Regions from separate parts of the Homo sapiens genome. Here region 2 is linked to region 1. A link is an interaction called in ENCODE POLR2A ChIA-PET data of the cell type or tissue named here. Cell type or tissue: MCF 10A. All regions are shown on one strand. Each heading gives the region's core, and the rest is flanking DNA. Links, peaks and the distances in the headings are about the cores only.

Region 1 (5,372 bases), core at 273-5,272:
ACTGGAGGGCAAGGGCCGAGATCTGTCCTCCACTCCCAGGCAACGCTGGTCATTTGTCGAAGCATTTATGGACAATGTCAGAGCAGCAAAAATGGAGGGAGAGCAGCAGGCGGGCGAGGGATGATTGGGAAATCAAAGACATTTAGTCTTAAGAGGGATGATTTAGGTGTAACACAAAGGAGTTCAGGGACTGTTAGGTGATGAGGGGCAATTCGTGATGTGCATGTGTTTCTGGGGGCCGAGGTGAGGAGCAGAGCACAGAAGGAATGGGTGAGGGGCGCTGTTTCCACAGAGGGAGGGAGTGCTGGAGACAGGGAAGCCCCTTTGGCCTTTTGGGGTCTTTCCAGCACAGCCGCAGAAATCACACTCAGACAGGTGTAGGTGAAGGGCTCAATTACACTCACGGGCCCCAGAGAGGAAGGCCAGCCCCCATGTAGGGGGCTGGATGGGAGGAGCCCACAGGGAGCAGGCCCACCTAGCAGGTTCGGGGCCAAGAGAGCTTGAGGGCCTGAGGACCCACAGGCAAGTGCCTTTCCTGGGGGGTCAGGGCGGGGGGCACTAGCCAGAGACGTGAGCAGATCTCACTGGTGTGTTTCAAAGTGACTGGGTGACCCTCAGGGGAAGGCTGGAAGGGAACCTGGAGCAGGGACCAGGCTTATTCCACGGGGCTGCCTGGCTGCCAGGGTGGGGTGCTCTCAGCCTGTGTGTGGGCATGTTGAGGTGTCAGGGCAATAGGAAGGGTTAAAAATGGGCTAATCTCTTGCTGGGCACGGTGGCTGACGCCTGTAATCCTAGCACTTTGGGAGGCCGAGGTGGGCGGATCACGAGGTCAGGAGATAGAGACCATCCTGGCTAACATGATGAAACCCCGTCTCTACTAAAAATACGAAAAAATTAGCCGGGCGTGGAGGTGTGTGCCTGTAGTTCCAGCTGCTGGGGGTGCTGAGGCAGGAGAATGGCGTGAACCCGGGAGTCGGAGCTTGCAGTAAGCCAAGATCGCGCCACTGCACTCCAGCCTGGGCGACAGAGCAAGACTCCATCTCAAAAAAAAAAAAAAAAAGGCTAATCTCGGCCGGGCGCGGTGGCTCATGCCTATAATCCCAACATTTTGGGGGGCCGAGGCAGGTGGATCACCTGAGGTTAGGAGTACAAGAAGAGCCTGACCAAGATGGAGAAACCCCGTCTCTACTAAAAATACAAAACTAGTCAGGCGTGGTGCTGCATGCCTGTATCCCAGCTACTCGGGAGGCTGAGGCAGGAGACTCGCTTGAACCCAGGAGGCAGAGGTTGTGGTGAGCCAGGATCACACCATTGAATTCCAGCCTGGGCAACAAGAGCGAAACTCCGTCTCAAAAAAAAAAAAAAAAAAAAGGGCTAATCTCGAACTCCTGGACTCAAGCGAATCCTCCCACCTCAACCTCCCAACGTGCTGAGATTACAGGCATGAGCCACCATGCTTAGCCGAGTGTTAGGGGCCAGGGGATGTCTCCATTAGCGTTGCCTGGGTATAGAGTGGTCCATCTTGTGAGGTAATGAGTCTCCTGTCAAGGGCAAGTTCAAGCAGAGGGCAGATTCCCCCAGGGGTGCATAGAAGGGACACATGGAAAAGATGTCCTTTCTGCCTCTGAGTGCCCTCAGCTGAAGGTATGTGCTGCACTGACCCAGCTTTCAGGGGAGACCCAGATTTTGCTCTGGGACTTCTGGGATGGGGAAAGAGCCACTTCAGGGGCAGGGAGGAAAGACAGCACCAGCCTGGGAACTGAACGGCATGGAGAAGCCAGGGCGAGGACAGGCCAAGCTCCGTGGCCCTGAGAAGGAATTTCTGCTCACTTGTTGCTTTGTTGAATGTTTCTCCCCCGGCCGGGCGCGGTGGCTCACGCCTGTAATCCCAGCACTTTGGGAGGCCAAGGCGGGCGGATCACGAGGTCAGGAGATCGAGACCATCCCGGCTAAAACGGTGAAACCCCGTCTCTACTAAAAATACAAAAAAAATTAGCCGGGCTTAGTGGCGGGCGCCTGTAGTCCCAGCTACTTGGGAGGCTGAGGCAGGAGAATGGCGTGAACCCGGGAGGCGGAGCTTGCAGTGAGCCGAGATCCCGCCACTGCACTCCAGCCTGGGCAGGAGCTTGTCATCACAGTCCCCTCAGTAGCCCCAGTGTGCAGAATGGTGCTGGACACCTCCAGCTAAAAAGCCTGGGCTCTGTAATTAGGAGTCCGTGGAGGCGCTCCCTGCCCACCTACTGGCTGTGTGAGCTCAGGTTGGCTCCTTCACCTCTCTGAGTCTATTTCCTTACAGATGGTGACATGAGAGTAATGGCTATTCCTACCTCCCAGGTGGCTGAGCTTGTGCACCTGTGCCTGGGTCTGGTTGCTTTCCTGCTATTGTTAGCCGCCATGAAGGCATACCTGCTGTTGGGTGCTGCCCCTCCCCTCCCATGGTTCCCCGGGCAGGCAGTTTTCAGACCCTGCCCACCACCTGCCGGCTTGTGGAGAACAGCCCAGCTGGTAGAGCTGGAACATGGGCCAGTGCCAAGGGAGGGTGAGCTTGGGACTAGCAGAACCCTGGGCTGGAAGAAGGCTGAGTCACAGCCATAAGGTCAGGGGTGTGTCGTGGTGACAGGACATCCACTTCCAGCCTGGAGGGTGCCATGTCTCACATTTGGCACATTTGGGCAAGTGAGCCCAAGCAGAAAGGCTTTGGCAAAGAAAGGAGACAGGAGGGCAGCTGGAAAATTTTGACTAACGGCTGTCAAGGAATCCCTTCATCGTGAGAGTCTTTGGAGTATCAGCCCCCAATCTATACCTGGCCCGGCCCATCACTCAGCCTGGAGTGGCCTTCCCAGCTACAGGCACTGAACCTTCAGGCATCCCCGTGCTCCTCACCATCTTGCCCCAGGGCCACAGCTCATGCCATACCTGTTCCCGGTATGTGGGTCCCCTCCCCATTCCCTCACCTGCTGAACTCCTGCTCATTCCTGAGACCCAGTTAAAACACATTTCTGACCAGGCGCGGTGGCTCACGCCTGTAATCCCAGCACTTTGGGAGGCCAAGGCAGGCGAATCACGAGGTCAGGAGATCGAGATCATCCTGGCTAACACGGCGAAACCCCGTGTCTACTAAAAATACAACAAAATTAGCTGGGCGTGGTGGCGGGCGCCCGTAATCCCAGCTACTTGGGAGGCTGAGGCAGGAGAATGGCGTGAACCCGGGAGGCGGAGCCTGCAATGAGCCGAGATTGTGCCACTAGCCTGGCAACAGAGCGAGACTCCATCTCAAAAAAAAAAAAACATTTCCCTGAGGCTTTCAGCCATCTTCTGATGTAGCCCCTGCCACTGTCCTCTGCCTGCCCTTGACATTTCAGGCTTTGGATAGCACCCAGGCTGGATAGGCCAGCCTGCCCAACATGGTGAAACTCTGTCTCTACAAAAAATACAAAAATTAGCCCGATGTGGCGGTGCGTGCCTGTAGTCCCAGCTACTTGAGGGGCTTGGGGAGGGAGGATTGCTTTAGTCCAGGGGTTCCAGGCTGCAGTGAGCCAAGATCGCACCCCTGCACTCCAGCCTGGGTGATAGAGCAAGACCCTGTCTCAAAAAAAGAAAAGAACTATCAAGCTGTGAAAAGACATGGAGGAGGCAGGGTGCTGTGGCTAAAGCCTGTAATCCTGGCACTTTGGGAGGGCGAGGCAAGCTGATCATTTGAGGCCAGGGGTTCGAGACCAGCCTGGCCAACATGGTAAAACACCATCTCTACTAAAAATACAAAAACTAGGCCAGGTGTGGTGGCTCACACCTGTAATCCCAGCACTTTGGGAGGCAGAGGCAGGCCAATCATTTGAGGTCAGGGGTTTGAGACCAGCCTGGCCAACATGGTAAAACCCCATACTAAAAATACAAAAATTAGGCCGGGCGCCGTGGTTCACACCTGTAATCCCAGCACTTTGGGAGGCCGAGGTGGGTGAATCACCTGAGGTCAGGAGTTTGAGACCAGCCTGGCCAACATGGCGAAAACCTGTCTCTACAAAAAGTATAAAAATGGGCCGGGCGTGGTGGTGGGTGCCTGTAATCCCAGCTACTCAGGAGGCTGAGGCAGGAGAATTGCTTGAACCCAGGAGGCGGAGGTTGCAGTGAGTTGAGATGGTGCCACTGCACTCCAGCCTGGGCGATAGAGCGAGACTCAGTCTCAAAAAGAAAAGAAAACATATGGAGGAAACTTAAATGCATATCACCAAATGAAAGAAGCAAGCTGAAAAGCTACGAATACTATGATTCCAACTCTGTGACATTTTGGAAAAGGCAAAACTACGGAGACAGTAAAAAGATCGGTGGTTGCCAGGGACTTGGGAGTGAAGACGGAGAGGAGAAATCATGAGGCACAGGGAACTTTTAGGGTAGTTAAACTATGTATGATGTAGTTATGCGTGGGTCAAAACTCACAAACTATACAACACAAACAATGAACCCTAATGTAAACGGTGGACTTGAATTCATAATAATGTATCAATATTGGCTCGTCAATTGTAAAGATACCACCCTAATACAGTATATAAAGAATAAGAGGTGGCTGGGTGTGGTCGCTCACGCCTGTAATCCCGGCACTTCCGGAGGCCGAGGTGGGCGGATCATTTGAGGTCAGGAGTTCGAGACTAGCCTGGCCAACATGGTGAAACATCCCCTCTCCACTAAAAATACAAAAAGTAGCCGGGTGCCATGGTGCATGCCTGTAATCACAGCTACTCGGGAGCCGAGGCAGGGGAATCACTTGAACTTGGAAGGTGGAGTTTGCAGTGAGCCGAGATCGTGCCACTGCACTCCAGCCTGGGCAACAGAGTGAGACTCCATCTCAAAAAAAAAAAAGGGGCTGGGCATGGTGGCTCACCCTTGTAATCCCAGCACTTTGGGAGGCTGAGGCAGGCGGATCACAAGGTCAGGAGATCGAGACCACGGTGAAACCCCGTCTCTACTGAAAATACAAAAAAAAATTAGCCGGGCCTGGTGGCGGGCACCTGTAGTCCCAGCTACTCGGAGAGGCTGAGGCAGGAGAATGGCGTGAACCCGGGAGGCGGAGGTTGCAGTGAGCTGAGATCGCGCCACTGAACTCCAGCCTGGGCGACAGAGGGAGACTCCGTCTCAAAAAAAAAAAAAAAAAAAAAAAAAGCTACCTAACTGCAGTTTGACAAAGAGAGCAGGTCATGGGGTGCCCGTGCTCCTCAGAAAGGGGTGCTGTGTTTAGGGATCTCCAGGAAGGAGCACCGTCTGCCAGAGTGGGCATGCTGGCAGGTGGTGGAAGCTGCAGGAACCGAAACACAGAGACGGAGAGGGCATGGGGGCTCAATGGGCAAGGGCATCACAGAGCAAGCCCTGGAAACACGCTG
Region 2 (5,372 bases), core at 168-5,167, 64 kb after region 1:
GCCCTGATCAGTAACATTGGGATCTTCTATCTGGTCCCTGCTCTCCTTTGAGGGAGGAGGAAGCCCCAGCCAAAGAGGGGAGGCCACAGCCAGAGGTGCAGCAGGACACGGCCCTTGTTTACGTGATTCAGCTCAGAGTCCAGCCTTCCTGGGCATCTTCTCACATCTCTTCCTGGCCCCCTGTCCCAGCCCCACCTTCCACATTCCCTGCCTAGTTTCTGTTACGGAGCACCTGTCACCCTGCATGGTCCTCTGGGTACTCGTCCGTCTACCCTACCAGACTTGAAGCTGCTTACGGACAAGTTCGTTTAAGTTAATTATTTAGTTTGTAACTTCCAGAGCCTGGACAGTGCTGAAAAATATTTGTCAGATGGCTGAATTAAACTATAAATAAATGAGGGGAAAAAAATCACACCGATAAAACATTAACATAACATGCCCCTGACTTTATTCCTGAAAATACCCACAGACTCACCAGGAACCTTGCTCACATTCCTTTTGAATTTCAGATCTTTCTTGGATCATCTTCCATTTTTAATGTGTTGCCCAGAGAAGGCTCAAGCTGTTGCCAGGACCATGAGGCTGCGTGACATCTTAACTGAGATGTGCTAGAAATCTAGATGTTGCTTCTTCTGTGGCATTTGGGGATTCTATAAAATGCATAAGAAAAAAATTAACATGTTCCCTCTATCACATTGGTGCTTTCAAGTTTTTCCTCAATTGGGCTGTCTCCATTAATTAGTCTCACTTCACTGTTAAAAAAATCTTTGGACAAGTGCCAGAGAAGCAAAGAAGCTTATGTAAAGGGTTTTAACATTTTCTCCTTTGCCAAAGATAGAACTGATACTTAGCTTTGCTTTGTCCTGGGACCTTCTTCTTTGATAGAGAATGTTAGACATTTGGCTTGGTTTATTCCTTTTTATGTACACGTGTTGGATGAGTAAAGACAAGTGGCTTTTTTTTTTTTTTAGATGCAGTCTCACTCTGTCGCCAGGCCGGAGTGCAGGGGCACGATCTCATTGCAACCTCCGCCTCCCAGGTTCAAGCAATTCTCCTGCCTCAGCCTCCCAAGTAGCTGGGACTACAGGTGCACACCACCACACCCTGCTAATTTTTGTATTTTTCAAAGAGACGGGGTTTCACCATTTTGGCCAAGATGGTCTCGATCTCTTGACCTCGTGATCCGCCTGCCTCAGCCTCCCAAAGTGCTGGGATTACAGGCGTGAGCCACCGCGCCCAGCCCAAGATGGCTCTATTTACATCTTGGTTCATGAAACATATGAAAGGCTAACAAGTAGGATTTGCAAATAGCCACTACCCTGTTCTCAGCCAAAAGAAAAATATGAAAAAGATTGACCTATCACATTTTCACATAATTTATTTATGATTATTTATTTATTTATGATTATTTATTTATTTATGATTATAGTAGGTTTCTAGAATTTAAGATTTACTTATTTGAAGAGAGAAACTAATGCCTTAAATTATCATATTAAATTTTACTGGTTTACTGTCTAGCAGCCATTGAAACCTATTGCTGACACCTGCCACTTCCAGGTCACTGAACTGTCATTGTCATGCCTTTCATCGCGGTGCTAGTGGGAAGAACCCAAGCTAGCCTGGTTAGAAAGTGGACCATTTGGATCCTCTACCAAAGTCATTGGTAGAGGATCAGTTATTCCAAGAATTGAGGCCCAAGAAATACACTTGGGCTAAAATGACACAGAACTTACTTTAATCTTTTGAATCTGAGGCACTTTGTGGTTCTTGGTTAATGTCAGTCACCACTGTATTGCAGATGCAGACGCTGGGTAGGAAGGAAGCTCTGTTACTAGACTTCTGCTGGGGGCTTTTCTTCCTTTTCTCCTGTTTTCTCACCTTCTTTTCCCCTCCTTCTCCCGCCTTCTTCCTCTTTATTGAGGTATTAGTTTACATACAATTGAATGCATCCTTTTAGGAGCTTTGACAAGTGGAAACACCTGTATGACTCAGTCAAGACAGAATATTTCCATTGCTCCAAAATTTCCTTGTGTCCCTTTGAAGTCAGTCCCCCACCCTGCCCCCTGGCCCTGGCAAACATTAATCTGTCACTGTAGATTGGTTTTGCTTGGTTTCGAATTTCATCCACATAGACACACACAGTGGGTGCTATTTTGCATCTGGCTGCTTTGCTCAGCATGATGTTTTTGTGATTGATCCATGTCACATCTGTCAGTAGCTCATTCCTTTTTATTGCCGAGTGGTTTTCAGCTGTGCGCCGATGCCACACACAGTTGGGTTTTGATGTCCTCTATAGAGATGTGTGACAAACCTAGGTGCTACAGGAGTGTGTGCATGCCCTCCCCATCTTTCAGCAGCATATGAGGAAGGCAGAGGGAACTAGCAAATAAATGAACCAGATTTGGGGGAATCTTCTTTTTATCCAAGCCATGGGTCTTGCTAGTCCTTGACTAGTTTGGCTTCTCAGAACAACACTATTCTAGTTACCCCTGGCTTGGGCCAGCCTGTAGGATCTCGGTGTTTGCCTTTCTGGAGATGGGGAGTTACAAATTCCTAATGGAAAAGGCTTGTGGTCAGAGCAGCTCCTTTTGGTCTTTTGTCTAACTTTGTCGTCCCTGCTGCCGATGGATCACCTGGCTCTGTGTTTGGGGCATGCAAAGTTCAGGGACCCAGGTACATAGGAACTGTAGAGCCTGCCCTGTGCCAGGCTGCCAGGTACCCCACCTCCTATGCCAGCCACCTGCCACTCAGGTCTCCTGCCTTGCCCTTGCCCTGTCCTGGCTCAGCTGTTAGTTTTAGCCTGCTAGGGAAAGACTGAGGCGAGCGCAGAACTGCAATCTGTGGTATTCTATTAACAACCCAATTATTGTGTGCCCATGATCACTTTAAGAATCACCTTTTTTTTTTTTTTTTCCAGACGGAGTCTCGCTCTGTCGCCCAGGCTGGAGTGTAATGGCACGATCTTGGCTCACTGCAACCTCCACCTCCTGGGTTCAAGCAATTCTCCTGCCTCAGCCTCTCGAGTAGCTGAGATTACAGGCATGTGCCACCATGCCCAGCTAATTTTTGTACTTTTAGTGGAGACAGGGTTTCACTATGTTGGCCAGGCTGGTCTCCAACTCCTGACCTCAAGTGATCTGCGCACCTTGGCCCCACAAAGTACTGGGATTACAGGCATGGGCCACCGTGCCCAGCCAAGAATCACCTTGTAAAACACAATGACTGCCGCGGGCTGGGGAAAGGGTTGGGAATAGAGGGATGATAGCTAAAGGGTACAGGGTTTCTCTTTGAGGTAATGAAAATGTCCTACCCTTGACGGTGGTGATGGTTGCACACACCTGTGAATATACTAAATAACATTGAATTGTGCCCTTTAAATGGGTGAACTGTGTGACGTGAATTATATCTCAATAAAGCTGTTTTTTTTTTAAGGCAGTATAGTATTAGAGCGATGACAGACCAGTAGAGAAGTGGTGAAAAAAAAATTGTAGAAATTTTATTGTTTCCAAATGACACGACCTTTTGCCAAATATCTTGATTTTCATAGCAGGTCCCGTTCCATGGGAGGCACGGGTGTGGTAGAGAGAGGAGGGACTTTGTATCAAGTGGACCTGACTGAATCCCATTCTGCCCTTATTAGCTGGGTGACCTTGGGCAGATTGCTTATGTTCTGTGGTGGTTTCCTTCCCTGTAAAACAGGGCTAGGAGTACCTATCTTATAGTGTTTCAAATGAGCGTGGTAAACGTGGTACAAGCAGTCATTTTTACCATGCGACAATCATATAACAAAAGGCCTCAGATAGAAGCAGCAGCCTTGCTGGATCCTGTCCTGTCTTTGAGTCCTGCTAGGCTGATGAACTGGCCTGCTGGAGCTGCACTGACCGCTGGGCGAAAGAATCCCCCTGGGAAGTGCTGCCCTGCGTGTTGTTTGCCGCCTCTGCAGGGGGCCTGAGCTGATGGGTGGCGCTGCTGGTCTTTAGTTAACTTGGTGGACTCTCTGTTTCTGAATTTTCTTCCGCCTTAATCCACATGGTTTGAGTAGGCTGGTTGCACACTCTTGGAGAACCAGCACGAGATGTCCCTCATTTTATTTATTTGCACTTCTGCTCAGCCTGTACATTGTGGGCCGGGGCAGGGACCTTGGCTGCTTTGACTGTGGGACCCTAAGCACTGTGCCTGGCATTAATGTTTGTTGAATGAATGTCCAATGGTTTCCAGTCTTTGATGACAGAAGCCAGATCAGAACTGGAATTCCAGCTTAGGCTCTGCATGCCAGAGGCCAGCAGGTGAGCTTCCCTGAGCGGTTTCTGTCCCAGCATCACCTAAAGAGTGGTCGGGCAGCTGTATCACTGCCAGGGACAGGAGAGCTGCCTGAGTCAGTCTTGTCTTCTGCCATAGTCCACGTTTCCTGCCTGGAATCCACTAGTGAGATGTGGCTGACATGGGCAGGGAGAGGGTGTCTTTAGCCACACTGGAGATCTGGTCTGATGACTTCCTAGTCCCACTACTATTCAGTTCAAAGTCAGTTTTCTTTTTCTGCGCCGCCCCCCCCCCCCGCCCACACCTTGCTCTTGTGACTGGGTACTTGGGGCAGGACTCACAATGCCTCCACCCACCCCAGGCATCCAGGCTGCACTTTGCCTGAGGGCATGTGAGGGTGGCCCTGTGACTTGGACTGTGAATGGCTGCTGGGCTGGCCTTCCCTTGCCCTGTGCTGGATGTGGCCCTCACCCCCTACCCCAGACCTCACCCTCCACCCCCCACCCCCAGTTCTGCCTTGGGCCTCTTCTCCTTTTCCAAGTTCAGCTTTTTATTAAGCAGAAACTATCCAAGACCCAGTTCTGACCGTTGAGGGAAGTCAAGTTGGAGGGGCAGTGTTGTGTAGCCTGGCTTACAGGCTGGCTCTCCTTGCGCCAGCTGTGGGACACTTAGCAAGTTGCATAACCTCTCATCTGGGAAATGAAGATAACAATGCTTACCCCCAAAGAGCTATTTTCATGATTAGCCAGAAATAAAGTAAGTGCTGTGTAAATGTTTATTGAGCAGCCTGTGTTTGTTGGATTTAAAAGAAGAGAGTGAGTCTTTTAAACAAAAAGCCCTCCCATAACCAGCAGCCCTAAGTGGGGCTCTGGGACAAAAAAAAAAAAAGTTTTCTGGTATCCTGGCTTGGGGGAGGGAACAGGTAGACAATTTTTGTATTTTTTAGTACAGACGGGGTTTCACCATGTTGGCCAGGCTGGTCTCAAACTTGCTTCCCCAGAACTCAGGCGCTGCTTCTGTCTTAGTGGAGTGAGTGCTTGCCAGCTGTGGCGGGCGTGGCACTCTGGTGTTCATCTTCTGTGATGGTGCCGTGGATTTAACTAAGCCAACCA

What was found. ChIA-PET counts read pairs that join two places held together with the same protein. Peaks named below come from ENCODE experiments on the same cell type or tissue, not always from the same donor. Only the 100,000 strongest peaks of a DNase experiment are listed, where the experiment ranks them.
Region 2: POLR2A ChIA-PET joins it to region 1 with 6 read pairs; 11 of 35 experiments call an interaction of 5 or more read pairs at or near these places.

What each region holds. Positions count from the first base shown.
Region 1 is chr22:43,025,649-43,031,020 of GRCh38, reverse strand. No RefSeq gene overlaps it. Among named protein-coding and RNA genes, the nearest start is that of TTLL1-AS1, 10 kb to the left of the region's middle. RefSeq lists an enhancer at 2,981-3,481. In MCF 10A, for the core only: no CTCF peak of the experiment used is centred there; a DNase peak (open chromatin) is centred at 2,560.
Region 2 is chr22:42,961,960-42,967,331 of GRCh38, reverse strand. The region is part of intron 1 of PACSIN2 (protein kinase C and casein kinase substrate in neurons 2); the gene reads left to right. Among named protein-coding and RNA genes, the nearest start is that of PACSIN2, 51 kb to the left of the region's middle. RefSeq lists enhancers at 1,832-2,611, 2,612-3,393. In MCF 10A, for the core only: no CTCF peak of the experiment used is centred there; no DNase peak of the experiment used is centred there.